Linked DNA regions of Homo sapiens: region 2 is linked to region 1. Evidence: chromatin loops called from intact Hi-C (ENCODE). Cell type or tissue: CD4-positive, alpha-beta T cell. All regions are shown on one strand. Links, peaks and the distances in the headings refer to the core of each region. The heading gives the core; the rest is flanking DNA.

Evidence for each region. Peaks named below come from ENCODE experiments on the same cell type or tissue, not always from the same donor. Only the 100,000 strongest peaks of a DNase experiment are listed, where the experiment ranks them.
Region 2: it touches region 1 in a loop (7-fold over the local background); 5 of 110 quality-filtered maps call a loop at or near these places.

Annotation. Positions count from the first base shown.
Region 1 is chr2:203,943,385-203,960,286 of GRCh38, forward strand. ICOS (inducible T cell costimulator) reads left to right here. Exons shown (of 5, transcript NM_012092.4): 2 at 12,252-12,587; 3 at 13,275-13,381; 4 at 14,415-14,499; 5 at 16,202-16,902. The coding sequence ends at 16,215. Among named protein-coding and RNA genes, the nearest start is that of ICOS, 15 kb to the left of the region's middle. RefSeq lists an enhancer at 1-1,138. In CD4-positive, alpha-beta T cell, for the core only: no CTCF peak of the experiment used is centred there; DNase peaks (open chromatin) are centred at 6,007, 7,677 and 8,337; H3K4me3 peaks cover 1,056 bases; H3K27ac peaks cover 2,672 bases.
Region 2 is chr2:204,007,777-204,024,678 of GRCh38, forward strand. No RefSeq gene overlaps it. Among named protein-coding and RNA genes, the nearest start is that of ICOS, 79 kb to the left of the region's middle. In CD4-positive, alpha-beta T cell, for the core only: no CTCF peak of the experiment used is centred there; a DNase peak (open chromatin) is centred at 7,885.

The DNA of each region.
Region 1 (16,902 bases), core at 4,023-12,022:
TGTGGCTTCCAGTGAGCCAAACTGCAGTGATTGTTGTCTCTCTTCTGGGTCTAGCCACCCAGCAAATCTACCCGGCTCTGGGCTGGTATTGGGGGTTGTCTGCACAGATTCCTGTGATGTGAACCATCTATGGGTCTCTCAGCCATGGATACCAGTGCTGTTCTGGTGGAGGTGGCGAAGGGTGCAATGGACTCCATGAGGGCCTTTAGCTTTGGTGGTTTAATGCTCTATTTTTGTGCTGGTTGGCCTCCTGCCAGGAGGTGGCGCTTTCCAGAAAGCATCAGCTGTAATAGTATAGAGAGGGTCTGGTGGTGGGTGGGGCCCTAGAACTCCCAGGATTATATGCCCTTTGTGTTCTGCTAACCAGGGTGGGTAGGGAAGGGCAGGGCTAGGCATGTCTGAGCTCAGACTCTCCTTGGGCAGGTCTTGCTGTGGCTGCTGTGGGGGATGTGGGTGAGATTCCCAGGTCACTGGAGTTGTGTACCTAGGAGGATTATGGCTGCCTCTGCTGAGTCATGCAGGTTGTCAGGGAAGTGGGGGAAAACCGGCAGTCACAGGTCTCATCCAGATCCCATGCAAACGGAAGGGCTGGTCTCACTCTAATCATGCCTCCTCTAACCGCCCCAAGTCTGTTTCCAGGCAAAGGGCAAGACTGGCTTGAAAACTTGCCTGAGGCTTTCTGCCTCCCAGCTGTGAAAGAAAAGGGCTTTAGTTTTTCCCCTGCATGTGAAATCTGCATGCTGGATTCACGGCCTCCCCCCAGTTCAGGCCAGGAGACTTCTTGCCCTGTTCAAATAGTTACAAAGTTCAGCTAGAGAATTCCTTCTCCCTGTGGAGTTTTATACCCTGCTCCTCTGGCCACCCTCCAGATGGATCCCTGTGGTGCCTGGCAAGAATGGGCTGCTTGGGGACCCATTGAGCTCCCAGAGCCTTTCTGCAGCTTCCTCTACCCCTGTATTTTGCTCCGTTTGGCTCTCTAACTTGACTCACCTCCAGATAAAGTCGGAAACTTCTCCACAAACAGACGCTCAGCTTCTCCGGTCAGAGTGTGTGTTTGGGAGAGGAGGGTCTCCCTTTCCCGTGAGTCTTTTCTTTTTGACTGGGAAATAAGTATCTCCCAATCTTCAGTAAATAGGATCTTTGCTCTCCTTTTCCCACTCCTCTTCTTGGCCCATTACAAAGATATTTACCAAACATGCTTAGCCTTTATATTCTTCTGTTAATATTAATTCTTTTATTTAATATGATTGAGCTTCCACTATGTTCAAGGTCCTGGGATTTTTTAGGCAACTGTAATGCAGTCCTTATCTTTGTGGAGCTCATGGTTAAATGAGGAAGACAGACAAAAATAATTATGATCCAAGATGCTATGTGCTAAAATATACTGGCCTAAACAAAGTATTATTGGGAGCATAGAAATAAGAGTCTTTGTCTGGTGGTCTTGGAAATAAATATCTCAAGAGAGAAGTTGACATTTAAAATGGTTCTTGAAGAGTGAATGAGAATTTCTTCTCAGATTAAGGGGTAATCAAATATTTTAGTTCATGGTAACAGAAATAATGAAATGTGAAGCATATTCTAGTAGTAAAGAACAGAAGTGTGAAAGAAATGGCCAAAAAGTTCAGTGTGGCTTCAATAGATGGCCTATGAGATTGTGAAAGCATTTTGTGTCAAGCCAGATATATATATTTTAAAACACCTTATAAGCAATAGAACACTAATAGAGACTTTTAAACTGGGGAGTGAAATGCTTTTCTGAAACATAATTTTGGGAGCAGCATGGAGGAGGGATGGGGAGGAGAGAGATCAGTATTGAGAAGGCCAGTCAAGAGGATGCTTCCACAGATAAGGGAAGACATGAAAAAGGTGTGGATTGGCAATGGGAATGGAGAAAAAGAATTGAATTTAAGAGATATTCATGAGCTGGAGTCAACTGGACTTGGTGACCAATTGGATGATGAAAATCAGAGAGAGGAAGAAATGAGGAAGACTCTGAGGTTCCTAGGGTCAGACTAGTGACTCCCTGAAAAGACAGGGTTTGGATTTGGTGAATGAATACAGTCACGTGCCACTTGACGATGGGAATACATTCTGAGAAATGTGTCCTTAGTGATTTTGTTGTGTGAACATCATCGAGCGTACTGACGCAATGATGTCTACTAGATGGCAGAGCCTACTGCACTACCTAGGCTATGTGGAGTAGCCTATTGCTTCTAGGCTACAAACCTGTACAGCATGTTACTGTACTGAATACTGCAGGCCATGGTAGCACAATGGTAAATATTTGTGTAACTAAACACATAAAAGGGACATTAAAAATTTCTGTATTATAATCTTATGGGACCGCCACCATATATACAGTCCATCGTTGACCAACATGTCATTTATGCAGCGCATGACTGTACTGAGCTCAGTTTGGAAAGGCTATACATGATGTGTTAGGGTAAAACCAGATAGTGATGTTGAAAGGAATTTGGAAACAAGGAACTAGAAGTTTGGGCTGGAGAGAAAATGTGGGCTCCTGGGGGTAGACATGAGAGCTGGAGCCATAGGTGCAAATGAGTTCAGGCAGTGAACACCCTGTCCATGTGCCCAAGGAGTTTTGCACAGTAGCTGAGCAATGGCAAGCAATGTGGGTATTCAGAGGTGTGGATAAAATCCTCTCTCCCTCCCACTCTGTGGAAGAGAGTTGGGTTCATTTAATCTCATATGATTTCCCTAGTACAATAGTTTCAAATCAAAGGCAATGAAGTAACTAACAAAATAACTTGTTTGTAAATTAATTGCTTTGTGAATATTGATACAAAGTTTTATAATACCACTGGGATTTTTTCATTTTTCATGAAGAAATCAGTTTTAACTAGGAGAAAATCAATCTTTCATTTTTCTTATTATACACACTTAGAGAACCAAAGGGTTGTTTTGTACCCCCTATGGAGTTCCTTGGAGAGTAAAACAATGCACACATTGTGTGTGTGTTCATGAGCACTCTTTTGGCTTTTTCTCCTCACTTTTCTTCTTCCCATTTTTTTTTTTTTGCTTTCTTTTTTTTTTCTCCAAATGTTAGGCATTTAGGTTAGATTGGGTTTATCTTGTCTATCCTCCCTCCCTTCCTTGCCTCAATTACTTCTTTAGATTATGGGTGCCTTTGAATAGCAATGTAAGTTTAGAAATGATGCATATATAAAAATCTACTAACCAGGGATCTAAAGGTTTTAGCTGGTAGACTCATAAGACATGACATTGCTTTTATGAAAGGTGAGAAAAGTGGTAGGAAGTACTTTTTTTTTTAATGCCAGAATTTCTTAGTAAAACATCAAATATAACTAAAACCTAATATAAACATTGCAATTTTTAGACTTTTGCCTCTTGTGTCACATTCATGTGCTGTGCTAAGCTAACACTTATCATTGTTTGATTACAGAAAATGTGTTTAATAAGCACTATCAATGATTACAAACTCAGGACATCTTATCTTTCCATCACTCTGAGACCTTTGTGGAGGTTTGTGGTTAGAAGTCTGAGTTAAAGAAAATAAAATTACATTTCTGATATCTTGCACGCTCTGCACTGAGTGGGTTCTTTAAATGTTTCCTCCAGAGGATTTTCAACCAGGAACAATACAACTGCTTGCAAAGAGTCCCAGCAGGATGGGTCTGGGCATGAGCATCTTATACTGGTGAAATGAAGTAGTCCAGATATTAAAAGCATCAACTTGCAAATGAACTCATCTGCACTATAGTGCAATTCTCAGGTGAATGACCTTTTCTTCAGAAATTTTCTTAATAGTCCCCCAAAAGAAGAAGAAAATGTTCTTGTGCTTTATAAATTTTGAAAACCTAAAGAGATCACTTAATATAAAGATTTTTATTTTACTCTTGAAAACATTAGTCTATTGATATCAACAGTAATATTATAAAAATTATTATTATTATTATTTTTTGAGACGGAGTCTTGCTCTGTTGCCAGGCTGGAGTGCAGTGGTGCAATCTCGGCTCACTGCAACCTCTGACTCCCTGGTTCAAGCGATTCTCCTGCCTCAGCCTCCTGAGTAGCTGGGATTACAGGCACACACCACCACGCCCAGCTAATTTTTATATTATTAGTAGAGACGGAGTTTCACCATGTTGGCCAGGATGGTCTCAATCTCTTGACCTCGTGATCCTCCTGCCTCGGCCTCCCAAAGTGCTGGGATTACAGGGCGAGTCACTGCGCCCGGCCTATAAAAATTATTGTTAGCAGCAGTTAACAGTCTTGAGCCTCTACTGGGAAGAATATGCCCTGTTAGACACAGTATTCTATGTGATGAAGAAAATATAGTACCTGTTCTCCAGACTGATTATAATCTAGGGTTTCCAATAAAAAGTAAACAGATATGGTAGCAAAACAAAACCTCATGTTTAATATTCAGATTTTAAGACTCATCACCAGGATCCAAGACCACATATTCCTTTTTGTGATTTTAGTAACATATTAAGTGCTAAAAGATATAAGATGATGTTTATATCACAAACCACTAACATGCTGTGTTTATAAAACATCTTGGTATATTAGAACAACCATTGGTCCAGGGGTTCTTGTCCTGGTCATATATTGGGCAAATGTAATGGCTGCGCTTTGGGACATCCAAGTGAGCAACCAGGTTTGTTGCTCACTTGGATGGAACAAAGTTGTCCTGCCCTCCACAGACATATAAGAGCCAAGAGAATTATCAACTGTCTAAATAAGTATTTATGAACCCAGTGGATATTTGAAGGTAAAGAAAGTTTTTCTTTAAAGCTCAGACAGATAATTTCCATTAGAACATGACATCTCAGTTGGGGTAGTGTCTTGTATGCATGATTGTGTATCTTCATACACTTGTTTCCAGAAGAAAAGCAATAATATGGCATAGCTAACTCTGGGATCATGCCCCAGCTATGAGCTATGTAATCCTGGGCAAGATAGTCACCTTTTCTGGCTCTAGTTTAATTTGATAAATGCAAATGGAAAATGCAAAATGAAAGGTTTAACTTGTCATTTCTAGAAGCCCTTTTGGCTCTTATATTATAAATCCTGTGCTTCATCTCCTCAGATTTAAAATGTCACCGTCTATATATTCATTTGTTCGCCCATCCAACCATGCTTTCATCCATCCAATAAATACTGATTGCAGCTTACAACACACCAGGTATTATTGTAGATACTTGGGATGGATTTGTGAATAAGACCAACAAGGTCCCTGGTTTTAAAGCTTAGAGTGGAGTAGCCAGACAATAAAGAAGAAAACAATCAGATAAACCAGATAATTTCAGACAGTGATAAATGCTTTATGTCAGTTAATGTACTAGATAATGACCTGGATATATTCTTTAGATTGGGTGGCCAGTGGTCACTGAAGAAGTGTCATTACTCTTGAACGATGACAAAGAAGCAGCCATGTGAAAATCAGAGAGAATGTTCTAGGTGGAGAAATGAGAAATTAAAAGCCCTGGGAACCTGCTTTGTGTGTTTGAGGAACAGAAAGAAGGGCAGTGTGACTGTGGTGTAGTGTGTGACTGGTATAAAATGGGGAGAGGTAGGAGAGGTCATGCAAGTCATGGGAAACCAGGGTAAGAACTTAGATTTTACTGTAAGTGGAATGAGAAGCACCTGGAGGTTTTATAAGCAGAACAATGACTCTATTGGATTATGCATGTAAGAAGGTCATTCTGGTTTCTCTGTGGAGAATGGATTGTAAATGGGCAGGAGTAAAAGCAGAAGCTCTTGTAGTCCCAGAGAGAGATGACAATGGTTTGGACCAGTTGAAGCTGAGATGGAGGAGAAGTGGATAGATTCTGTTGGACATAAAACAGAGGTGCTGGAAATTAGGCGTTCTTCCTGCTCACAGATTTTTAGCACTGGTCCTGTAACACTCAGTTGTTAGTGACCACTGTCTAGCTTCCTGTGGTTGCCTGCTTCTATTATACTTCTGTTGATTGTTGCTAGTGACACTTTGACTGTGGATTGAACCAAAAATCTTTCATGCACCCAGGAAGCTGTGTGACCTCGGGCAAATAATTTAATCTGTCTGGGCCTTCAGTTGTCTGTATGTACACAAAAGAGGTCACCAGATCTGACTGTGTATGATGCTGAGAAGAGGTTGAATCATGTTACAGGAAACAAAAAGTGTAAAGCTGAGGGTATTTATAGGATGCCTGAAACATGAAGTGTTGATGAAATTTATTAGCAATGGAAATGGTATGTTAGGAAGCATGAGGAGCATATCAAAGATAGTATGAGAGAGGATGTTTTGGAGAAGATTTTATATTAAAGGTGGTATGGGAAGAAAAGGCAAACATGAGAAAAAGGAAGAAAGAACAAGAAGAGAGAGATTGGTAAGGGGAACACTGACAATTTTTAACTACTGGTATGGCAACAGAATTGACCAAATAGATTTGACACCTTACCAATCAGAGCAGACACTATCTATAAAAGTGGTGCTATCTATCATACCAGCATTCCAGGCTGAGTATTAGACTTGGAGATAAGAACATCCAAGAAGGATGGAGAAAAGATCCTAGATGCTTTTGCAGTTATAAGAAACTAACGTATTCAGATCTTCCTTAAATTGTCTATCCATTAAATGCTTTAGTCATGGTTATAAGGGGCAGTCTCCTTTAATACTATTTTCAAATGTTACCAAAGGCTAAGAAGAATTTGTAATTTGTCATTTGAGCATTGTCTTAGTCCATTTTCTGTTGCTATCACTGAATACCGGAGACTGGGTAATTTATAAAGAAAAGAAATGTATTTCTTACAGTTCTGGAGGCTGGGGCCTAAGTCTAGGGGTCTAGGGGCCTAGGTCTAGGCTGAGGCCTAGGGGCGAAATCTGGTGAGGGCCTTCTTTCTGGTGGGGACACTCATCAGAGGCCCAAGGCAGTACAGAGGATTACATGATGAGGAGGTTCTTGAGAGACAGCCAATCTGGCTGTTTATAACATACTAACTCTCATGATAATTAACCCACTCCTGTGATAACCTATTAATCTGTTAACCCATTAACCCATGAATTGGATTAAGCTATTCATGGGGGTTCTGCCAATCATCTCTTAAAGGCCCCACCTCCCAATTCTATTACACTGGGGATTAATTTTCAATATGAGTGTCAGTCAGAGGGGGACAAACATTCAAGCTATAGCAAGCATATCTGTTCTATATCTGCCAAAATAGTTATGAAATAATTAATTAAATGCTATAGTTAAAAACATTCGAACTGCAGACTTAGAGCTGTCAAGCGGTTTTCCAGATGGAAAGTTTAAACACTGGATATGTGGAAACCTAAGTCAGCCTTCTGATCACTACATTTCATAATAAATAGGCGATCCAGGTAGTTTTTAAGTTAAAGATAAAAAAATGAGTAATTAAGAGCGTCCAGGCCAGGTGCGGTGGCTCACGCTTATAATCCCAGCACTTTGGGAGGCCAAGGTGGGCGGATCGTGAGGTAAAGAGATGGAGACCATCCTGGCCAACACGGTGAAACCCTGTCTCTACTAAAAATACAAAAATTAGCTGAGCATGGTGGCATGTGACTGTAGTCCCAGCTACTTGGGAAGCTGAGGCAGCAGAATCGCTTGAACCTAGGAGGCAGAGGTTGCAGTGAGCTGAGATTGCACCACTGCACTCTAGCCTGCTGGTGACAGAACAAGACTCCATCTCAAAAAAAAAAAAAAGAGTGTCCAATAGAAATGACACTCTGAAATCTTCAGCTGATGTCAGTGGCACACACTCTCAACATGCCATTCAAGAAAAATTGAGGCACGGCATTCCTGGTCCTACCTAAATACTTTTGTGGGCAAGAAAGACAGTCTCCTTTATTTTAATTTATTCTGACTTTCTGGAATAGCCCATTATGATATTGAGACAGAAAGTGGTTAACAGGAACATTGTTTTCCCTTTGGAAGACTTACCCAACAGCAAAGAATTAGCTCTCTCAGTTGTTTGCAGTCTTATCTGGATATATTCTGATGCTGAATCCAGAGAAAGCAGGTGTTAGAAATAACATTAAGATGTTTTTGTTTCACTTCTTCATTTCACGGATGAGGAGGCTGAATTCCACAGGGGTACCCTAGCCACAGAGCCTTGCTAGTGGCAGAGCCAGAATTTGCCTCTGGTTTCCTTGGGATCCACTGCAATGCACTTCCACCACACTGCACCGCCAACCATTCATGTCCTCTTGTGTTTGCCACAGTGCGGGCACAATGGGGGAAAAATCTGCTGAGAAAATCATCTTCGGAAGTAGAAGACAATGCGTCTATGTCTGTGTATACATGGTGACCACAGACGCTTTGGCTCCAAGATCATTGTGGTTTACTTGCTGCCATTCTAAAGTCTCTGGGAAATTTTTTGTGAACATTTCTAAAGGAACTGAGAACCCGTCCACTGATTTTATCTTCTGCAGCAGACGGTAGAGACATACGCATCAAAGCAACAGTGGGGCAACATATTTTACTGTCAGACAAATAAAGCCCCAAGCAAAATACCCTACGTTTTAATCTAATGTAGACTGCACCTGTTCTCATGCCAACAGTTTTTTTTTCTTTGCCTCTGGATAATATTGTTCCTTCCAGTTTTTAAAACGAAGCAAGTATTATTTTCCTTCTGTATGCTTTTAAACATACTTGTTATTATAAAACAAAACATACATATAGAAAAGTGAAAAAAATGTATAATTTAATGAATAATGCTAAAGCATACTATCTTACCCTCATAATCACCACAGGTCAAGAAATACAAGACTGTCAGCACCCCTATTTCCTTCTGATTCCAACTCTTTCTCCCTCTTTAGACAAAACCATTAGGCTGAATTTTGTGATACTAATTCAGATTATATTAACTATTTCTATTTTTTAGTAATTATGGAAGAAATCAAAACATGTATACTTCACTTAGAAAAGTTTCAAATTACATATACCTTCACTATCTTTCTAGACAATGTGCTCTATATTGACAGATGTTTCTTTTAGCACATTGGAGGTATATGTTATAATTCCACTGTATCAGGGCTTTTATTGTTGATGTTGAAACAGTCTAATAGTTGCTCCTTGGAAGGTAATCAGTCTCTTTTCTCTGGCTGCTTTTAGGATTTTCACTAAGATACATCTAGGTGTGCATACTTTTAAAAAATATGCTTGTGAATTGTTGGGATTCTTGAATCTGTGGAGTGTGACTGGGTTCTAACTAATTTTTCCAACCTATCTGCTGGTTCACCAATTTTCTCTTTAACTCTGTCTAATATATATTAAACTTATCTATTGAGTTTTAAATCTCAGTGCATTTTTTTGGCCGATTCTTGTAGGTTCTTTTTCAAATTAGTTGACTTAAATTTTCCTGTGTACTACAGATATTATTACAAGTTTTTCTCTTATTTGCTTAAACATAATAAGCTTAATTACTTTATTTTGGGGACCTGATAATTCAGGTATATAAATCATGAGTTTGTTTTTGTAGTTTGTTGTTTCTGTTGTTCCCTTGTTTTCTTGTATGTCTCATTATTTTTGTGATGTGTTTGCCATTGAATGTGAATATTATTTGTATGAAATTTTTTGAGGCCTAGGATGTAAACCTTTTCTTCTTGTAATAGTTTGCATTTTTACTTTCAAAAGCTGAAGGGTAATAATAATGCAAATCTCCTTAAAGAAAATTCAAGGATTGAGGTTTTCTAACCATTGAAGTCCAGAAGATTTTTCTGGACCATCTAATCTGAATGAGGTCTGGTTTATTTCTTTACCTGTGCTCCAAGAATGTAACTCTTTGGGGTCCCAATTTATTGGGGAGAGGGTTTTCTGCTAGATCACTCACTCTGCAGATTCTGGGAGTTGAGACATAAAAACAAAAGTTTGAATTTGAAAGAACAGCAATGCTTTCCGAGTAAAAGCAGCTTCCAAGCTTTGCCTGTCTCTCGGGGTTCTGGTTCTCTCTTCAAATTTAGCCTGGTAATTTCTCCTCCTTTGTGTCATTCTTTAATGCTTTTAATAATATTTTTGGACATTTGTTCAACATTTTTGGTTGTTTTGGCGTGAGAATTAGTTTGAATAATAGGGACTGCTATAACTGAAGACTAGAACACTTGTGCTTATTTTCACAATCAAATCACCCAAATTGAAGATATATAGGGAAAATATAAATTGAAGCCCAGGGTCATTAAGAAAATAAGTAATTGTGTATCTTAAATAAAATTAAGGCAACTAGTGTAAGTAGAGGTGTGACAAATAGCCCCTCCTGCATAATGCTAATCCTGTTACAAATTTCAGAAAGCAAAATGGCAATACATAGTATTATAACTTTTAAACATTTTGACCAAATGTCATAATATTTACATAAAAGCAAAATGCTGAAAATAATCCCAATATCCAACGTTAGTATTTTAGTTTTAACAAATTATGATAGATTAACATTTTGGCCAATAATATAGTCATTAAAAAGGATAATTATGATGACTAAAAATGAAATGTTTATGACATAAAATAACAATAGCAGAACACAAAATAACATGTTTGCTATAAATAATAAGTATGTTTTTGCAAGATAAAGAGCAAAAATATACAAATAGTATTTCTATTTCACTGTAGAACTAGGTAATTTTTTTCCTTAAAATTTTTTTACACTTACATAGTTTTCTCAAAAACAAAGACCAAGATTTCAAAACTTAGGAAAAAACCAGCATACTAATAATTTTCCCAAACAATTTCAGCATGAAAATTTGTCATATTAAAAAGGAAAATAAAACAAAAAGAAAGAGAAGGCAATGAGCAGTTTGAATTTATAGTCTAATAACTCAGAATCTGCAACCACCAGGCCAAGGTGATTTCAGTTTTTTCCTTCTGTGATTCCCATGTAGCTTGCAAAAACAACCTTGGCTTCCTATAAGCATAAATTTATTTCAGAAAATGAAAAAGTGGGGCTGGGCATGGTGGTTCACGTCTGTAATCCTAGCACTTTAAGAGGCTGAGGCAGGAGGATTGCTTGAGGCCAGGAGTTCAAGACCAGCCTGGGCAACATAGCAAGACCTGTCTCTACAAAATTTCTTTTTCAAAGTTAGCCAGATATGGTGGTGTGTGCCTGTATTCCCAGCTTCTTGGGAGGCTGAGGCAGGAGGGACCCTTGAGTCAAGGAAGTGGAGGCTACAACGAGCTAGGATCATGCCACTGCACTGTAGCCTGGGGAACAGAGTAAACCCTTTTCTCTGAAAAGAAAAGAAAAGAAAAGAAAGAGAGAGAAAAAGTAAACAAAAATCTGGGGCTTTATCTTTATTATCAGGCCTTGATTCAGTTCTCAGTGGATGAGGTTTGGAGAAAATACATTTCTGTCATTTGAAAATGATTAGTCTGTTCTTTTACTCTTTAGCAGGAGGACATAATGTATGTGTGTATATATGTATGTATATGTATACAATTATTTGTATATATACACACACATAGTCTCTATATATTGTAATATACATATACATATAATACATATATTTTAATATATAATATGTAATATACATACATATATAAAATATATATACAATTATTCATTTTTAAACTACTTCGTACTTTTACAAAGTGAGCAATTTCTATCTTTCCTTTTATCTGCTTTACTGATGTACATCAGTGATTATTTACTCATCAGAAGTACACATGGTTCTTGTCAGAGTAGTTTGATCAACAGGTAGACAATTCCTTCTCCCCAAGATATACCTACTAATAAATGAAGTTTTTCCTAAACTTCAACTTTTCCCATATCTCTCTGTTTAGCTAAGTGCTACTAATCCTTTAATTCCAATTTTAAAACTCACTTCCTCAAGGCGGCATTTTCTGATTCTATAATCAAAATTATAACCCACCTGACTCTACCACCTTCATTTAAATAGTACTCCATTCCTATCACAAATTATGTTGCATTACTACATATTTATTCCTTTACCATCTGCCTCCAATATGAAAGCTACCAAAGGACAGAGGCCATACCAGTTTGATTCATACACACTATGTAAATATATTATTTAATATTTAGTATATTCTATATTCACATATGACAAGCAAGTTTCTGGTTAGGATTTTTTTTTCTCTAGGACATAGTTTTATCTTATGTTCTTCCTTGAGGGGTGGAGGGAGAATGTGAAGCTGTTTCATTTTGGTGCAACAGAGATGACTTTATGCATTGAATAAATTGCTTTTATGTTAAAATATAATTATTAGGGCAACATTATAAAATGTCACTTTTGCTTTGTTTTCTTTCTTTTTATGCAGGAGAAATCAATGGTTCTGCCAATTATGAGATGTTTATATTTCACAACGGAGGTGTACAAATTTTATGCAAATATCCTGACATTGTCCAGCAATTTAAAATGCAGTTGCTGAAAGGGGGGCAAATACTCTGCGATCTCACTAAGACAAAAGGAAGTGGAAACACAGTGTCCATTAAGAGTCTGAAATTCTGCCATTCTCAGTTATCCAACAACAGTGTCTCTTTTTTTCTATACAACTTGGACCATTCTCATGCCAACTATTACTTCTGCAACCTATCAATTTTTGATCCTCCTCCTTTTAAAGTAACTCTTACAGGAGGATATTTGCATATTTATGGTAAGACATTGCTTTCATCTTCCAAACTTAAGAGTATATATATGTTTTGACAACTTTTCTCACTAATAAAATCAATTAGACAAATAAATATCTTTTGTGTTGGAGTTCACTTAGATGCAGTTGATGGTAATCATTTATAATGAAGATATACAGGTGATGATTTACTATTAATCATAATTAGTATTATTCAGCAATATGCAATGTAATCCCATAGACTGCTAAGTCAGAAATAGATCATATTGCCTTTTAAACACATATGCTATTAAAAATCAGGAAAAACATTAAGACAAATACTTAAACTTATGGCTTAATAATGGGTATTATCTCTATTCACCTAAGATTTAAGGTTTGGTTTTGCACTGTGTTTGTGGAATGAAGTATGATGATTGAAAATCATAGTTTTATAACATTACTTTTACTATTACCTCTTTTATAAAAATATAGGCAGAAAAGCCCTTTCTATTAACCACATTTGTAAATACATTATATGCATAATCTTTTAAGTTTTAGTTCCTGGATCCTTGCCATAATACTGAGATGATGTTAGTCTAATAACTTGCCCACTTACTGGATTTCATGACTATAATAAAGAAAAGCTTCATTTGATTAAATAGCTCTTTTAAATTTGGTAAGAGAACTTGTGGTTCAGCAGAATTTTTCATTAACATACCTTTTTTTCCAATCCAGAATCACAACTTTGTTGCCAGCTGAAGTTCTGGTTACCCATAGGATGTGCAGCCTTTGTTGTAGTCTGCATTTTGGGATGCATACTTATTTGTTGGCTTACAAAAAAGGTAAGCGATTTCTATCTTTCCTTGTATCTGCTTTACAGATGCACATCAGTGATTATTTCCTCATCAAAAGTACACATGGCTCTTGTCAGAGTAATTTGACCAACAGGGAGACAATTCCTTCCCCCCAAGACATACCTACTAATTAAACTAATCACTTGGAACAGAAATTTATGTATTTGTTTTATAGCCCACACATTCCAAAGAGGACTTGACTTGATGGCTTACAGAGAGTTACATTATTATTATTATTGTTCAAACTAGATGAGGAAATTGAGGTCAAGAGAAGACTAAAGGTCAGGAGGAAGGTTAAAACATCAAAATAGATGACTCTGATTTTTAAAAAATTATTATGCATGGGCTGCGAATTTGAATCCAAGGTTCCTGAGAGGCAGGGCAGAGATGAAACAATTAGTTATAAGTTTTGCTTAGCTGGTAAGTTAAAAACAGTCAGCAAGAAAGCCTTCTAAGGTGTCAATTGTAGCTGAGAAGGAAATTGACAACTTTTTTACATGGTAGGTTATTAGACTCCTTGCTTTTAAAGAAAACCACTGAGGAGCTATTTAGAAAGATAAACAACAATGACAACAACAAAAATCTCCCTGTGCTGGGGGATATTCTTTTTGGTCTCTTGCATTACAGGTTCTCAATCAAAGAACTGACACCACTCTGCATATTACGCGAGTATGCTAGTACTCAAGTATATCCACAGTGTGGTCATTGGCCAGTGTATATCTGTGGGAGAGTGGAATTTGGAAAGAGACATAAAGAAGGAAGAGAATGAGATAGCGCCCATGGTCTAAGTCTGCTGGGAAAGAAACAATAAAGGCAAAAACGAGGAAGAAAGTTCAGTAGAAAGCTCTTTTTATGTAAAGCCCTTTTCATATTGTTTTTCTACTTAGCCTAAAGCCAGGAACCTAAGTCACATTATCATGTTTTTGTCACATACCACTTCAACAAAGAATAGAAAACAGTCAAAAAACAAAGAGATGGAGAAGAAAAGATGACCAAGCATGTTTCTGGCTTTTTCTTTCAGAAGTATTCATCCAGTGTGCACGACCCTAACGGTGAATACATGTTCATGAGAGCAGTGAACACAGCCAAAAAATCTAGACTCACAGGTATGACTCCATTTGGGGGTTTGGGAAGGGAAGAGGTTTCTTCACAGTAAGCCTGGAATGTTAATTTTTTTTTTTTTAATTTTAAAGGAAAGGAAAACATCTCCAAGGCCTAATTCTAGAATTTTCTGTGAAAATCTGGATTTCTCACTTTTAACTAGATTTATATTTTCTGCAGTATATTGAAAACAAACAAGCAATAGGTTTGTAAGCCACTATTGAAACTAAACACACAAACAGCTCATAAACCACCATAGTATCAAGGCAATTTTCCCATTGATGTTTCAAAAGTTGGGATGATTCTAAGTGTTTTTTGTTGAAGGGTTCATTCAGTCATTCAATGAGCGTTTATTGAGCATCAGTTAAGTGTGAGTTACTGAGTGAGGCACTCTGGGGAATTTGGACAGATATATGCTAATTTTGGACTGAGATTAGGAAGAGAGATCTGTGCTGGTACTGCTAGAGGGAAGAAGGAGAAATTGATGAAGATATCTGGTTATTTTGAGGTAAAGAGTGTGCAAGTTTAGAGAACTTGGATGGCTTTAGAAGTCTCAGTAACATGGAAATTTGACCTTTTCTGTTAAGAGTCAGAAAACTGAAAGTTGCCAAGTTTGAGGAGCACCCAGAAAGTTTGAAGCTTCCATTGTGGAAAATTCATGTCTTATGCCCTTGAGGTTCGAATGATGTGCGATGTGTAATGAGACAGAAGCCACTGCATTTTTCCACCCCTCAGTGGCTACAGATTATCTAAAGGGGACACACATAGCTTGCGTTGTCATGGAATTATAGCATGGGATGGGAGCTAAAAAGGATCCTTGAGTTCACATTTCATGTTTTAGATGACAGAAATTGATGCTCAAAGTGTTCAGTGACTCTTTTGGTTCCCTAGACAGTTAATACCTAGCTTTGACACTTGCAAAGAGCTTATGTTTCATTACTTTGCTGTTTAAAAAATATATGATCTCTCAATCTCTTTGCTTAATGTGTTCTGGCTGTTTGGATCCCCACAAGCAGAACCTGACATAAGGACTTGGGTGCAAGTAGTTTATTTGGGAGGTGATCCCAGGAAGAAGGGGTGAGGGGGCAGGGAGAGTGAGACAGCCAACAAGGAGAAGCAAATGAAGGGCGCATTATTATCAAGGTCTCAGCTCCAGGCCACAGAGGCCTGACTTCATTGGACCTCTGAGAAGTGTACAGATGCCTCCCAGAATCATTCTCTTGAAGGATGGCAACCACTGGCTCCATCCTCACTGATTTGGGGTTGCCTGCGGAGGGCATTAGCTTTCCCTCATCTCTGAGCTGTGCCTCTACTTGGGATGAGCCTACTTGGGATGAGTCTTCAGAGAAAGTCTGGAGGCAGAAAAGCAGTGAAATGCAGTGGGGCTGTTGTGCTAGAACAGTCAGCCCATGCAGCGCTTTCTGCCCCAGCAGCAGCTGCAATCAGAGGTGGACAGTTTCAAAGTGATGAGTTTAGATAATGTCTGTTATAGGAGTCGAGAGCTAAACTTCTCTGGAAATGGGGAACTGGTGCTGGGTGTTGAAGCATAAAGATGAGTTTGCATGGTGTGTGTGTGAGTGTGTGTGTGTGTGTGTGTGTGCACGTGTGTGTTTGTGTGTATGAAAGGCAATGGAGAGGGGAAAGCTTCTTGTAGGGAACTGGCACATGGAGAGCATTTAGATAATTTATGCTGAATTTTTGTTACAGATGTGACCCTATAATATGGAACTCTGGCACCCAGGCATGAAGCACGTTGGCCAGTTTTCCTCAACTTGAAGTGCAAGATTCTCTTATTTCCGGGACCACGGAGAGTCTGACTTAACTACATACATCTTCTGCTGGTGTTTTGTTCAATCTGGAAGAATGACTGTATCAGTCAATGGGGATTTTAACAGACTGCCTTGGTACTGCCGAGTCCTCTCAAAACAAACACCCTCTTGCAACCAGCTTTGGAGAAAGCCCAGCTCCTGTGTGCTCACTGGGAGTGGAATCCCTGTCTCCACATCTGCTCCTAGCAGTGCATCAGCCAGTAAAACAAACACATTTACAAGAAAAATGTTTTAAAGATGCCAGGGGTACTGAATCTGCAAAGCAAATGAGCAGCCAAGGACCAGCATCTGTCCGCATTTCACTATCATACTACCTCTTCTTTCTGTAGGGATGAGAATTCCTCTTTTAATCAGTCAAGGGAGATGCTTCAAAGCTGGAGCTATTTTATTTCTGAGATGTTGATGTGAACTGTACATTAGTACATACTCAGTACTCTCCTTCAATTGCTGAACCCCAGTTGACCATTTTACCAAGACTTTAGATGCTTTCTTGTGCCCTCAATTTTCTTTTTAAAAATACTTCTACATGACTGCTTGACAGCCCAACAGCCACTCTCAATAGAGAGCTATGTCTTACAT
Region 2 (16,902 bases), core at 3,304-11,303, 64 kb after region 1:
ACTCCTTCTCCTTCAGCAACCCCCAAGACCTCACCAGCACTTGCCAACCCAGCCAGAATATCATACATCCTACTCATGTTTCCTGGTCATGGCCAAGTTCCCTTTTCCCAGTTCATTTTCTCACATCATTGGAATTGCCTGGAATGGCTTTACCCAATTTTGCCACCTGAAAAAATATGAAGTTATCTGACAGGGCCAGCCCAAATGTCTCTTCCTCTCAGTAGCATTTTCAGACTTCCCCAACCTTTGGGAAGAATCGACTCCATATTTTCTATGCTCATAGTGTTTCTTACATAGAACTTTTATAAAGGATTTATGGTTCCTCAATACTCTTCAAATAAAGACAAAACCTTGATGTGGTCTTCTGGTTCCTACGTAGGTGTCACCCCACCTCACCAGTCTTGCCCTAGACCTCTTCTGACCTTGACAGAGCTTTCTTCTGCCTAAAAGGCTCGTTCTCTTCTTGCCTTGTTAATCTCTAGTTTTCTTTCAGATCTTGGCCAGGGAGCGCCTTCCCTGAATTCTGTAACTAGATCAAATCTCCCATTTTAGGCTCTCATAGTTCCCTGGGCCTCATCTTCATAGTCCTGTAGCAGAGGCAGTTTTATTGTTTGTGCAATTATTTGATTGGCCGCCTTCTCCATGTGTTGTATATGCCAAGAGTTGAGGAAACGTTCCTGTTGTTGCTGGCCTGTATTTCTTTTTCCCCAGCCCAATGCTTGGCTCCGAGCGGGTACTGAGCACACAGTGGGATGAATAAATCAATAAATCAATGCAGTATTTGTTTGCTTTTGGGTCTTTCTCTTTCTCCCGCTAGAGAGCTCCTGGGAGGCAGGGCTGTAACTTAGTCCTTTAGCTCCTCAGTGTGTACCATAGTACCTGCCCCAGGGTAGGTTCTCAGTGTATTTCGAATGACATTATATTCCATTTCAGTGTCACAAATTAGCCTGCAGTTTGATCAACAGTTGTATCTAAGTGCTTCTTTGATCACAAAGGTGCAAAACAAGAAAATGTCATGAAGAAAATGTGTCCCCATGGGCTTTTCTTTCTTCTACTTATTTCTTTTCATCATCCCATGTCCTCTACAACTTATCTGTCACTAATAGTGCTCTTCTTCCATCCTTGACACTCCGGTCATCCAAGGAGCATCCTCAGTGAGTGGCTTTTTCTCCTTCTCTTGACCTTCAACTTTCAGGATTTCTTTCCTAATAATTTTATTAAAATCACATTTCTGGATCTCCTTCTCCTACTCCTCCATCCTAAGGCTTTTGCTACATCATGGAGACCATTATTTGCTTTCTTAATTTTGTCAACTTAACTTTACCCTCATCCTCCCACATAGATTTCCTTCAAGAAATCAAAGGATAGTATCAAGAGAGTACCAAGAATGAGAAAAAGCACTGTGTTCTTCTATTTGAAGCAAAATAATTTTAAAGGAAAATGTAGGAGGAATAGATTTTTTGTTCTATTTTAAAGCAGAAGGTGGGCAACTTCTGCTGTTCTTTGTGTTTGAAGCAACAGAAGAAAGTAACAGATGCAATTAAGATTTTTGATAGTTAGGTTGTGAAACATGGCATGAATCGTTTACTCTCTAATCTCAGAATGCCCTCCTGCTGAATAAGGGAGTGAGCCTAGACCAGTCTTTGAACTCATGCCAGGGTCTCAGGGGACCCCACAGGCTCATGCAAGAGGTGACAGGTGACTCCTGGGACCCTCCAGGCTCCATTCGAGCTTCGATGAGAGAGGAGTTCTGGTGTAGTTTGTTTGATTCCTGCCCTCTTTTCAATGCTTAGCCTAGTGTCTGGAGCATAGATATTTGTTGAATGAATGACACCATCTTATATATTGGAATTTCTTGTAATATTTTATTTGAAGGGAAAAAAGTTTTATTGATTAAAAAAAAAGGTGTGAGAACCACTGGACTAAATGCTCTGTAGAACTCCCTGTGCTTTAAAAACAATTCTATGATGTTTAGAACATCAATTATATAAAAGTAAGCAATATGATAGCCTTGAGATAAAATACCCTGAATCATTATGCAAGATAGCTTTTCTTCATTTCAGAATCATAATCAATAAAATATGTGTAAAAAATCTTAAAGTAAAACAACTGAGCACTTAGACAATAATTCAATATATAGTCTATTGTCTTGCCTTCTATTCCTTTCAGCTTCAAGCCTACCTTCCCCAGGAGTTTCCAGGAACCACACAAAAGCAGGTCTCTTGCCTCATGTCATTTATGTTCTTAGTTCTGAATCATTCATCCTGACATATCTCTTATCACCTCCCAACTCCTCATAGGATCTGGCAGTACCACATGCCCCACCATGATCATTGGATGCACTTTGCTATATGATATGGTTTGGCTGTGTGTTCCCACCCAAATCTCATGTTGAATTGCAATTCCCAGTGTTGGGGGAGGGACCTGGTGGGAGGTGATTGGATCATGGAGGCGGATTTCACCCATGCTCTTCTCATGATAGTGAGTGAGTACTCATGAGATCTGATGGTTTTAAAGTGTGTGGAACTTCTGCCCTTTCTCTGTCTCTCTCCTGCCACAATGTGAAAAAGGTGCTTGCTTCCCGTTTGCCAGAAGTCCTGATTGTAAGTTTCCTAAGGCCTCTCAGTCATGCTTCCTGTCAAGCCTGTGGAACTGTGAGTCAATTAAACCTCTTTTCTTCATAAACTACCCGGTCTCTTGTAGTTCTTTGTAGCAATGTGAAAACAGAGTAATATGCTGTGTGAAAATGCATCCTTCTGGTTACACTTTCTCCGGTGTGATATTCTGCTCACTATGATCCTGCTCAAAGAACCACTAACCTGGTAGAGACTGTTGAAAGATGTTTTGCCTCATTAACTGTGGCATCTCAGACACCACAAAACATCAGGTCTTGGACATCACATTTCCAAGATCACTCCAGAAGTGACCCAGGAAATATAAGGATTGACATGTAGTTCCTGTGTTTAGCTAACACAGCACTCACAGACAAAGCCACCCCTGAGATGTGTAACAGATGGTGGTGACAGTACTGTCTATATGCTCTCATGGCCTGGTCCTGTGGCTTAAGGTGTTTCTTCCTGCAGACTTCACATGTAAATATTTGCATCAGTTATCTTTGCGAGTAACACAGTCATTTTTCCTTTTGGTGGATTTTTTAAATGAGTGGATATATTTTGTGGAGCCTAAGCGTCAGATTCTCAGTAATACAGTGAGTCTCAGCCTGATGGAAGTGGAATCAGTGTCATTTTCATCTTCCTTGTATCTCCTTGCTTCTTATTTTCCACTCTCCTTTTGAGAACTTCCCCCCATCCCATGTGGCTGCAGGGGCTGTCAGTCATAATCCCTGTCCTTTCACACAATATGCAGCCGTGGGAAGGCTATATGACTCAGCCCTGCCACTTTATTGTAATCCACTGCCATGGAAATGGGGATGAGTTTGTAAGCTGGGTACATGACCAATCAGGGCCAGCCAAAGACCTTTCCTGGGACTGGTAACTGAATGCTATTACAAATACACTTCTCATTCTGTCAGATGTCTGCACCTGGACGCTGTGGGCTTGGGGTTGCCAAGGGGTTTCTCTCCATCAAACAGGAGACCATCTGCCAGAAGAGACCAACACTCAGAAAGAAGCAGAACTGAGAGGTGGAGACCTGAGAACCTCATTTTACTGCAGATTTCATCTACCCACATTATGTGAGCTAGTAAATTCTCTTTTTTGTTTAAACTATGTTAGATTTCTGTCACTTGCAAACAAAAGTAGTTTGGCCAACACAGAAACTGGCATTGCCAGTGACAGACCTTACACTGTGGAACTACCTGTGTTGAGACGAAGTAGAAAACTGAGAGTCATCCACCATCCCAGGCTGGGAAGATCAAATATTTACCATGCCCTAGCTCAGTAGCTAACTCATTATCACCTCTGGGATTTTAGGACTCAGACTATGAGCCTACCAAGTCTGGAGTTTCAGAGGATTTGCTAGAAAAATATCAGAATAATAAAGAGTGTTGCCTCTTTTCGCAGTATTCACTATTGCTCTGAAAAAAGGGACAGGTTGGTGGGTTAAAAGCAGAGAAAGAATAGCAGACATCTGTTGATTGCCAGAAAGCCAAGACCACTAAGGGCAAGAGAATCATGTATTTGTGGAATTGCAAATGTCAAAATATCTGTCTAATTTTTAATTCAATGCAGAGAAAGACAGGAGATTATATTGAAACCAGAGAAAGGTCAGAGAATACAGAAACTCCTCCCAAATACTTCCTGCGCTGTGTCACTCCTGCTAAATAAAGGTCATAATTACCCCTATACAAAGACCTCATCCAATGGGATACAGCCTGGCCAGCCAAGGACAGATTAGCTCTGCCTCACCACTCCAATTTATTGTTTCATATAGTCCTAAAGCAGTGACCAAGACTGACACATAAAACAGAGAGCTAGGAGCATGGGCAGAGAACCAAGATTCGTTGCTAAGAGACAGAAACTTGAAAGACAGGATTCAGATTTACAAATTGTGACTGGCCAAGATTGCTGGCATTGGTTCCAAGCTAATAGAGTTTTCCTAGAATTGATTCAATTAACAACTTACTGGGGTTTTAAAAGGTTATGCTATCTGAGAAATCTCATGTCTAGAAAGTGACCTGGGATTGCTCAACCCCTAGGGCAATTCCCAGGCCTCCATAACCATGCCTTCAGTATTAGGCTACTAAAGAGACCCTAGCATATCCCTCTATACACATCTCAAGGGCAGCCTTAGAGTTAAATGGCCAAGGGAGAGCCTCCTTGTAAGCAGGACTAGGGATGGAATTGGCTCCCGTTGCAGCCCTAGGGGCATGCATTCTTATGACACACGTCCAGCAGGATACGGCATGTGGTATTTATATTCTTTCCTCTTCTCTACTCACCAAATGGCAGTCTCCATTGTTATTCTGTCTTCCTCTGCTATTTTATACTGGGTATGTTGAGGGTAGTTAACTTTGTCATTGAGCCCTAGGTTCTACTGTTGTGAGAAACTATCTGGATGTAGTCAGGGCAAGGTACATGATCCAGATATGCCAAACTGGGATGTGATTTTGGGTTGTGTCTCTTTAGGGAGAAGGTGATCAAATCCTCAGGTGAGGGCACCTTTGAAATTATCTGTATTGGGTAAAGATTAAATGTGCATGCTGGGAGAGCAAGGGGTGGAATATAGTGGGCATCTGTTTTTGCCATCCTGGGATGTCTTCACCCTTTTTCTAGCAATAACTCCTCTCATTTTCCTGGGGGGAAATTGTCCCTTCTCATTCCAAGTAGTGTTAATGGAGCTCTTGGCCAAAGTACTCTCTGGCCACAGGGATGGGCAGGCATTGTAGCCTTCCTTTTAGAAATAATCATTGGTCCAAGGAGTGGGTACATGATCAAGCAGTCAACCAAGAGTCCTTCTCTCAGATTATTATATGGGCTCTTGGAGAAATAAAGTTACTCTTTCTTCTGGAATTTTAGTATCAGAATGTTCTAGGACTGGGGTTACAGTGGTCACTTTCCCCACCAAATTGAGAGAAACGTTTATAGAAAGAAAGAAAGAGAAGCAGAGGTGAGAGAGGGAGGGAGAAAAAGAGAAGAAAAGAAATCCCAAGAGAGAGAGACAGACCTAGACTTAATGACTGCATTTAAGTCCCAGTCATTTCTGAAAAATGCTATATCCCCAACTTCTTAGTTACATAAGCCAATACATTTTCTATTCGTTTAAGCTAGTTTGAGTTTCTGCTGCTTGAAACTGAGTATCCTGACTAACCGAATTGGCCATTGTGTATATAAATCCAGGAAGCCCCTTCTGAAGATTATATGAGGGATCTTAATAGTACTTTTGTTATGCCAAGTAGTATGAAGGTTACCACTTACTACCACACTTAGATTATTGGGTCAGATAGCTGCTCTACCTGAGTAATGCATATACGCAAATAACTTGTACTGAATCGATATCATCTTGCTAATGAAACTCTACTAAGGACTCTAGAACCTTCCATGATGAACCTTTTTGAACTAGGGAGGTCAGCAATCTAGACCATCAATTGAATCATGTATATGGCCAGAAGATTGGTTCATCTTACAGGCACCTCCTGAGACTCAGGATGAACTTAGGCAAGTAGGAGAAGAAGACTCTTCAGAGACTCATCTAAGCAAATCCACTAATACTACAAGAAGCTGTTACTACCATAGTACAGCCAACAACTTTGTGCCTGAAACTCTTTGTACTAGGGAACCCCAAGCCCACTTACAGGACATTAGAAATGGGCAAGCTTGCCAGGCATGGATCCGTTTTCTCTCTTGGCTTATCATAGCTTATTGCCATTATATATTCTGTGTGTCGGGTCTCCTTTCAGAGACACACAGTGGGTAGGTCCCATGGAATTATGGTATTTTATTAACCAACTAGAACAATTGTTAACCTACTCTAAGACTGGACAGAGATGTTTGACCAGTATCTGCTGCTGTAACAGGATGTAAGCTTTCAGCTATAATCCACTGTTGTAGTGCCAGTGTGGTGGCAAGTTTTAGGGAAGAGGGAGTGTTCTATAATCTTCCAATTGAATCTCAGCCTTTTAGCCCATCTGAGTCTTGGAACTGTGACCCTCCCCAGTGTTTCCCCATAGATGTATCTTTCGCTCCCTCCAGACCAGTCCTTTCCAATCTATTTTCTTGAAGCTCTGGCTGTTGATTGTGTCTTTTTCTTAGGTGAGACAGGAAGGCTAGGGAAGGCTGGGATGGGAGTAATGACCTTCCCCTAGCTGGGATAAGGCGCTGGCAAAGTCTTTTTTCCTTAGATAGTAGGCTTTTATTATGGAGAAGGCTCTGGAGTGTTTCACCACATGAATCTTCTCCGCCCCAGAGCCTAGAGGTCATCTTTCTCAGATCTTCATCTTGAGAACCTGTGGGATTCTTAGAAAGAAAGCCCATGAAGGTGTGGGGGCCATGTCTAAGACTGTGACCCCACCCCCCAGGGGTTTCTCACTCCCTATTACTCCACACTCAGCCTCCAGAATCCATCAAAATGACCATTTAAGTGTTCCTACCAATTCAGGGCTTCAGCAGCTTCTGTTCCAGAGAAGCAGATCTTGGTTATGTCTCTCTGGATGCCCTGACTGTCCAGATTTCTTGGTGGCAGTTTGTTCTGCAACTTCAGTTCCCTGGAAGGTCGAAGAAAAGTAATCAATTTTCAGTTTGCTCAGTTTTTTCTTGTCACATAAACAATAGTGTTGAGCTTTACATGTTGAAGCTGAGGCTGACATCATGTCACAAGGTGAATTTCTGTTTGTCAGTTCCTTCTTGGTCCTCCAACCCTTATCCCCTTCCATGGTTGCCACACAGCAGGAAGAAAAGGCACATGGCCACAATCTTCACACCTTATGCTAATGATTCGTGGGGTCCCTGGGAGCCAGACACTTAGGTCAAGGAAGTCAAGTGTTGTTTCTCAGTTCAACACTCTGTCTGCACTGGCTATAAACCAGGGCACTATCAATCTCTTAAATTTCCTTCAACACTTGTCAAGTTACATCACTTGTTAATGAGTCAAAACATCTTTCACCACAGCTCCAATTCTGTGTGATAGTAATTTTACCCACAAATCATTCCTCTCACTCCCGGTTTGCCACAGTCTTCAATGGGTAAATTTCTCTGCCATTTTTGTTATTGTAAAGCTCTAGGCTTGGAAAGAAATATAGCAGCACAGATTACAAAGAGACCAAACAATTTGAATATTTTAACTTTGTGATTGCTCAGCAAGGTCTATATGACCTGAGAGCATTTGGAGGAAGTATAATGCCTGAGATGTCTTGAAATGATATGAACTTCCCATTACACTCAAGGGTGTATTCAGCCCTTAGACTCTGCAGTGCCCCCATCATGACGTTTTCAAACACGTTACAGGATGTGGAGTTTTAGGGGAAGAGGCAATCTATTGGTGACGTATTGGTGTAACGGGAAGGCAAGATCAAATTGCAATTTTCTGTAGATGAAATTCAGTTTCAATCATTGTAGTCTTGTCTGTCAGCTATCGTGGTTGAAATGAAACTCAATGCGTGTGATTTGAGCATCATTCTACCGTCACATGGGTTGATGGCTAACACATTTTCCAATTTTTCTGAATATTAGAAAAATACAAAAAAAAAAAGTGGAGGAAAACCATTATTTTATATTTTAACCCTTAAATCTCCATATCTCCTTCTTTAATTTAAATGGTTAATTGTAAGCATTTTCAAAACTTAGTCGCTAAACTATCAGGAACAGTTTCAAATCATTGTGGCTGTATTTCACATTAGTACATTTCGCATGGAGAATAAAAAGTACTGAAAATATTGCTCAAGTCTCTTTATTCACCACAAGGTAAAAAGCTGAAATATACCCATGATGATAGTAATCTGAATGAGCACACAGTTTACAGAGTATATGATTAGAAGCCTGGGTCTGGCTCATATGTGAGGAGCAGTTTTATCCTAAGCTAGGATGTGAGAGTTATCTTCTGTCACTCCTTCAATCCCAAACTGAAACATGAATCAGACGAGAACTCATTTGTTCCCTACTGCAAGCCACTGGACAGGCTTGTGAGTTAAAACTGTGATTTATAAATAAAATTATATATTGTTGGTATTGCTCTATAATTTTACCTATACCTAACCATGGAGCCTTCTGTCTACCTACTTAGTTGTTTGCCACCCTAGTTAGTAATATGCAGTGTGATTTGGGTTCAAGGATGAGTAAGAATGATGGCTTGGATTGAGTTCAAGAACTTCTTTTTCATAAGTGTTTTTACCTAAACAAGGGAAAGACTTGGGTGGTTGGCCACAATTCCCCATTCTGCCCGCACTTATCATGGAAATACAGCTGTGGTTGGTGGTCTTTGGCTGTGTGGATGAAGTGAGATGCCCACCGGGCCAGAGAAGCATGGACTCCACCTTTTATACCCATGGCCATCATTTTACCCAGAAGCAACTTAACCTACCATACAAAGCAACAATTCTGCTGCTCAGGATTAATATAGATTCTAGGCCTTGGATTTTTGTTGTACCAGGACTGGGGTAAATGCCACTTAACTACACCTGCATTAGAGAGTTGAGGAATCCCACGCATGTCCACTTGGGGACTGTCTTAGTGCATTTTGCATTCTTATAAAGGAATACATGAGGCTGGATATTTATAAAGAAAAGGAATTTGTTTGGCTTATAGTTCTGCTTTAGATGAGGGCTTCAGGGAGCTTCTACTCATGGCAGAAGGTAAAGGAAAGCAAGCATCACACGGCAAGAGAGGAAGGAAGAGAGAGAGGGAGGAAGGTGCCAGGCTCTTCTTAACAGCCAGTTGTCATGGGAATTAAGAGTAAGAACTCACTCACTATTCCGAGGATGGCACCAAGACATTCATGAGGAACCTGTCCCCGTGGCCCAAACACTTCCCATCAGGTCCTATCTATAACATTGGGAATCAAATTTTGATATGAGATTTGGAAGCGACAAATATCCAAACTCTATCAAGGACTTTCCCTGGGCTGCTACAGGCATGGCCTATGATAACTATTAACAAATACATGTGGTGCTTTCAAGGAGGAGCTCAGTTCTTCTCCTTTCAACTACTTAAGCTCTACCCAAGCATCCATCTTCACATTCAGTGCTTGAGAACAAGCTTGACTTGCAGTTGCTGCCAACTGAGACAACTCCTCCAGAGATTCCATCTTAAAAAGGACATGTTTTTCTCAATAGCATCAACATCATCTTCATTCATGTCTTGGCACTTCTCTAGGAAAGCATGTAGCTTAATACTGTACAGAAATAGACTGGCCTCCCACTGGACATAGGAGACATCTTGGTCACTCCCTCAAATTCCTCTTGGCTCCAACCAGTGCTGTAGAGGATTTGACCATCTTCAGGCAGTTGCAGCTAGACAGTAACTCACTTTAGGCCTGTGCCAAATATTTCTCGCTTTTTTGCCTTGAGTCTTCTCTGATGTTGCAGCATGGAAATCCCAGAAACTGGCCTGGAACTCCTGTATGTTTAACCTGGAAATTCAGGGAGTGCTTGGGACCATTCTTGACTACTGGGGAACAGAAGCCATTGGTAAATGCCTCCCTCTTTGATCCTCTGGATAGATGGTCTGAGCCATATTTGCAAGGATCTTCAGAAGGTCTTGGTGGGCTCAAACACCAGTTGCCTACAGTCAATCAATAGTCTTCATATCAACTCCTTATACTGGCTTTCCCTCCTTCCCATTTCCACTATCCTTGCCTTGCAGTCCTGCTCCCTAAGGTCACATTCAGAAATTAACTACACTCAAGCAAACCTTTGTCTCAGGCTCTAATTTCAGGGAAACCCATGATAAGGTACATTGATACAAGGATCCAAATTGGACCCTTTGAGTCTCGTGTTAAGATGCCAACTTTTCCATCTCTGTATCATCTGTTTTCTGGAAAGTAAGAATCTCCTTTCAGTATCATTGAGTTGTCTACCATAGGACCCTTGTGGAAAATCTTCAGAAAGAAATAACATATGAAATGTGGTTGAGAGGAAATAACCTTGACGGGAATAAACTAAAGGGTGTGATGACTGTATTAGGATCCTGAGGGGGAAACAGATGGCATACTCAAATCAGGATAATTTGAGGATGGCTTATAGACAAAGGGACCTATTCCAAAGATGTAGGCAGTGTGCAGGGGAACCATAAGAGTACAGCAGGAGCCCAGGTTAGCAGCTGACGGTCCCTTTAGGTTAGAGTTGTCATATCAATACAGGATGCCCCATTAAATTTGAATTTCAGATAAACAATGAATAATCTCTTAGCATAAATATGACTTAATTATTGCATGGGACATCCTTATTTTTAAAAGTTCATTGTTTATCTAGAATTCAAATTTCCCTGGCCATCTTATATTTGTATTTGCTAAATATGACATCTTTATTTTAGACTCAAAGGGAAGGGAGAAGACGAGAGAACTTGTAAAGAGAGAGTCATATAGAGTAGGCTGCTCTGAGACATGCGGTAAGCTTCTATCTAGGGATATAAGGTAATTCCAATTCAAGTCAACCACACAGGGAAGGAACCAGAGAATAAATACTGAGATCTCCATCTCTTTTCTGCCTCTGGTCTCCTGCCAGGGCTCATCACTGACTGAACCCAACCACAAGCCAGCGGGCAGGGGAGCCTGTGGATGCAGGCCAGCAAGTCTGCCTCTGTGACGAGGAGCAGGGTGGGAAGGGTGCAGCAGCATCTGGAGGGGCAAATGGAAAGATTCAGCACAGCAGGCATTCCTCTTTCTGCTGTAAGTGTGCATTCTCCAAGCGTTACCTCTGACCTAAGTGAAATCGTAGGAAGTGACATCCCTGACATTCCTAGACCAGGAACCAGGCTGTCCGATGATAATTAGTCTTCCTTCTCGGCTACACCATTTCATCATTCGATGCCCTGTGTCTCCATGGTTCTATGCTTTGGTAATTCTGTGCCTTTTATTAGAAAAAGTATCAAGTCTTTTGGGGTGGGGGTGGTAGGTGGGTGTGGATAAAATAAAAATAGTTTTCTTTTTCCTATGGGAGCTCTTTTGAAGCAAACATGATATGCCCAGTGTCATAATTCTGTAGGTTCTCTTTTCTTTAATTCTTTCACTTTATCTCTTTATTACCTGTGGCTTTTCCTTGTGGATCATATGTCACAGCAGGTTGGTAACATTCGTCAATGTTGAGAGACATTTTAAAATGCTCATATTTGAAATGACCTCTGTAATCTCTAGCTTCCTTGGCATGAAGCCTGTGGTGGTTATGTTCATGTCCTGGTTCAGATCCATTGCCACAATGTCAATATTCTAACTAGGAATGATCACTTTATTCCCTTGTTAGGCTTCTAAAGTATTTTCTTTATTACTGTCACTAGCACTGGCATTTGGCTTTTTTTCAGGGCTGTTTACATGAAGAAACAACGTTGTAGTCATACCTTGAGTGAGTTGCCACATGAGCAGCGGGCAACAAAGCAGTGCAGATAGGCAGATGCTAGCCTCCAGGACTAGCGAAATGACTCATTCTCTCTCAGAGGGCATGATTCAGATTCCCACTTCAGAATGTTTCAAAGTAATAACTTGCTAAGGAACTTCCCAGGTTACTTTTCAACTGTTGAAACTGTTACAGACTCAAGGGTCAGGCATCTATGGTAGGAGCAACAGCTTGTGCACTTACTATGTACAGGTTTCTCCTATAAGTACTTTGCATGTATCATCTCATTTAAGACCCATGACAACCCTCCGAGTTAGGCAGTATCATTATCCTCATTTTATAGGTGTAGTAACTAACGTATTGAGAAATTAAGTAACTTGCTAAAGTTGATAGGCAGTGTGTTAAATAATATAGCTCTTTATTTCTTTCTCACATAAATGAAGCCTACCAGGAGGTAGGATGGCATTGATGTTGTAGCCCCTCAGTGACTTCAGAGACTCTGTTCTAAATTTCTGCACACCATCCTAGCACACCATTTCTAGTATCCTGGTCACCTCATGGCTCAAAATGGCTGCTGGAACTCCAGCCGTCACATCCACATTGCAATTTAGAAGCAGAACAAAAGGGAGAAGGACAAAAAATAAGCCATCTATCTTATTTATATCTCACTGGACAAAATTTAGTCCTATGCCACAACCTACTCCTATGGCCTCACCTAGCCACTAGGGTGGATAGGAAATAGTCTTTTATTCTACATGGCAATATGCCTGGATAAAAGTTTGAGGTGTTCTCTAAAGTTAAAATGAGAGAATGGATATAGGGGTAAAAAAGCCAGGATTCTTGGCTACTGTGATGGGCTGGGTTTGAATCCGAGTCATTGGAATCCAGAGGAGCCCCTACCCTTTTGTGACTATACCATATCCACACTTGGGTGCTACTTTATAATATGGTGCTATTTTTTTTTTTTTAATAATATGGTGCTATCATGGCATTTGCCCAGTAAGTTCTCTTCTTGGCTTTCAGTATACTGGTCATTAGCATCAAGTGAGTAAGGACTTTGATAAAGGCTAACTTCTTAGCAGAGTAAGAGTTCTGACAAGTGACCAGTGACAGCGAGGAGTAGGGACTGGGGTAGAAGGAAGGTGAGGGGCTTAGCATGTGGTTCAACCATAGGCCTGAAACAAACTGCCTAGCTATCTTTTTGTAAAAAAAAAAAAAAAAAAAAAAAAAAAAAAAAAAAAAATCTCAGGCCCATTGGACCTAAAGGAAACCAAACATATAAAGTCTTATCATCTCTCTGTCTTCATTTATATTAATCACTTCTTTAAATACACTAATTCTCAAAAGAAAATATAAAATGCAGAAATTTCACAAAACTCATGCTGATAATGGTAATGAAAATTCTATCAGCAAAAGCACGTTGATTAATCATATACATGCATGATTTTTCTCTTATACCATCTGTTTAGAAGATGAAAAATGTATTCTGCTGGTAGTTTGGCATAAAATATATTTATAGAAAGATTTTATTTATAGTCTGCCAGTGGATTCTGAGCCTGCCATGACATAGCTTTCAGAACTAGGTAGGCTGAAATGTTCAAATATTAATGCCAACAACATTCTTATCATTAAAACATGAAAGTTAAAATGTTTTCATATTCAGTTCATATTTTGGAGTCTGTGACTGCAGACTGAACAGTCTATTTGGAACTCAGCTTAAAAACATTACAACGTAATTTGATAGCCTTGGTTATTCTCAGCGGTTGATGGTATCTAAATTATTCTGGTTAGCCAATTTTATTTTCTGGCTATCCAGCATTAAGAAAAACAACGCTTATCTCAGAAAACATTTCCAGAGAATGGAATACATGTAATCACTGATTTTTAGTGATGAAGAGTTCACATTACAGGAACTCCAAAGTAACAAGGAAAACTCTACAGGGTGGGATTGAGATATTGGATCTTGATATTAACACATTAGAAGCAGAGAGATGATTAAAGAATAACACTAGATTCTCTCTCTCTCTCTTTAAAATCGCTAACCCACTGTCATATCTTTATTTACACACATATTGTATAAGTTAAAATTACAGTTGCTCTTGTTTATACCTTAAATCTCAAGGATGCCTATGTAAGCCAATGAGCCACTTGAGGCAAGAGAAAAACCCTGTTGCTTTTGCGGGTTTTATGAGAAACAGCTGGGGCACTTAGACTTGGGATATTCTGGAAGGTGGTTGTCCTGCTCTTCTTGACTACTTGCCTCAAGTATCACTGACACACAGCAAAACTATCCTCCAGGAGCCTTTTCATGGTCTCTATTGATCTAAAATATTGTTATTTTGACCCTAAGGAAGAGTCTGATGTGCAGTGGAGTCATACATCCTGAGATGTGAGGGGTCAGGCATAGAAATATTGAATGCTTCTTGTTATCAATAAAATCAGGTCTTTTTCTTAACCTTTCAAGCAATAAGCCCAATAGATATATTAACAAATAACAATATGAGGGAAATAAGCTTTGTGTTGTACCTAAGTCCATTCATTCTTAACCTCCATGAGATTTAAGGCAGATTTGGGTGGGTTTCTGGGAAAAAGTCATGTTACTTAAGTAAGGGGAAAATATCTTATTCATGGAAAGTCTCTTCTTTAAGAACCACAAATTGCATCAATAAAATAATCAATGGCACACAGCAGCTAACATGCTCAATTCTTCACCTTTAAAGCGGCACTCTTTCTGGCTCTGTGAGGAAGAGAGCCAAAAGTTAGATGCTATAAAGACAAGCATATAGAACATGTGGTAGAAAATGCCAAAGATTTCTCCAAGAATTCTCAGTAGCAGAACCCCTGAGCCCATGTTGAGACAGGCCCTACCACAATGAAGGTGGACTTGATTGGTGATAACTGTGGGAAGCATTCTAGTCCTCTTGTCTGACCTTGCCCAGACTTAAAGGGACACACATCTTGTCTCTGCAGGCATCTGCTGGGTTTCCCCCACCACCATCCCCTCGCCAACCTCTCACTCACAAGACATTAAACCTCCCCGTGTTGAGTACCTTGTATCAGGGGCAAGCTTAGTCGTTAGTGATGAGTATCTACTGACTACAATCACTTCACAGGCCCTGGGCTGAGCACACTACAACCGCTGTCTCATTGAATCCTTGCAATCGCTCTAGGAGGGATGTTTTGGGGGAATTTTTGGTCAAAAAATAAGAGACTCCTTTCAGGTCCTGAGCTGATAAGTAAATTCTTTTTGTATGACAGTGAGCAGGAGGTTCAGAATTTTGAGACAAATAACAGAGTCAGAAAGTTTTATTTTGTTTTTCCCCCAGCAAACTCCCTTTACTTTTGACTTCAGGTCACATTATATAACAATCTAATATTACCTGACCTGGTTTTTCAGCCTTCTGATGCTGAAATCTCTCTCTTAAAGTGATGAAAGGTTTCAAAGCTCTGAATGGAGATAAAAATCTGTTTCTGCCTTCTTCACCATCCAACACCCACTCTTTCTTAGGCAGATCTGGCAAAAATATGTTTGTTCACAAAGAAGCACTGTGGACACAACACAGTCGTCACAGCTTCCCCACCTTGAAAGAGCAGCTTCCCTGTGACACCTACAAAGACTGACATGAATGGAGTCAAGCTGCAGCTTCTCACTTGGGGCACAGAGAGAGAGGCTGTCACAAAGTAGCAAGGATGCAAAACATGACAATTGTCTCAGGACAATTCAAAACAAAGCTAAAGACCACCCCAGGCTCTACTCTAGTTCCCTTATTTTAACTTAATATATTGTTTTGTTGAAATAGAGTATTTTAAGCTCTGTTTTCCTCAACAGCTTTGTAAATTCAATATGTTCAAAGAAACAGGAACTATTGTCACAAATGGCCAAAAAGAAGTCCTGGCCTGTGTCCCTAGGATTGCCCCAGGGTCTCTTAGCCCACAGAGGCACTTTGAACATTACGATTTTACAGATACTGGGATGAGGCCCAGAGAGCTTGATGAGATTTACATAATCAGAAAGTGGCAGATGAGGGAATTAGGACTCAGGTGACATAGTTTTAAAATGGTTTTCTGATCTACTACTATACTATACTGTCTCTTGGAAGCCAACACGTTTGCATCTTTACACTGACCAGTGCCAAGATAATACTAACTTAAGAGAGAACCAGACGGGTGGCTCTAAGGCCAAAATTGGGTTAAGGGTCCATTGCGTGTTAAGTTAGAACCACAGAAGATTTGCTGCTGATACTCTATTAGAATTAATCCAGTAAAATGCTCCTAAAGTCTCTTTAGTTTTCTGGGATTGTTCATTTGTCAATTAATTTTCTTTCAAGGAAACTTTAAAAAAGGTTTTTAAATTTGGGGATTGAGGGTGGAGAGTCTAACTAAAGGTATCACTTGTCCTATATATATTAAAAAAAGATAGTCTAAGCCCACATTCCTGGAATCAGAATGAGGCAGAAAATTGGACTGAGTTCAAAGAATTGTAAGACAAATGATTAGGAGCTTGGCAGAAGTGAATATTAAGTAAAGAGTAAAATTACCGACTGTGTATAGTTAGATTAGGCCAGAGTATGAAGTGGGGGAGGAGGGTAAAATAGATGGAGCTCTTTGAGATTTGTGATCCTCAAGTACCGCTCCCAGGGATCGAACGGCAAATATTCTGTCAGGTGACTGTGGATTTAATAATCAAAAGTCATTCTTGCCTGTGAGCTACATGAAAGCAAGGGCGGCACTGCTTCATCAAAATGGCATTTCCTTGGAAAACACACTGTAAATAAAAAGTGGTAGTAAAACAGGCTATACTTATAAATATCATAACGTGTGAGTTTTGTGCTGGAACAAAATGCAGAAAGTTTGTTGGCCATATCCCAGGCAGACTGAATTGCCCTTTGAGAGAGACTAGAGTTTTTTTAAGCACAGGGCTACCTAAATATTCTCCCAGTTTCCAACTGCTTTCTTCAACTTTT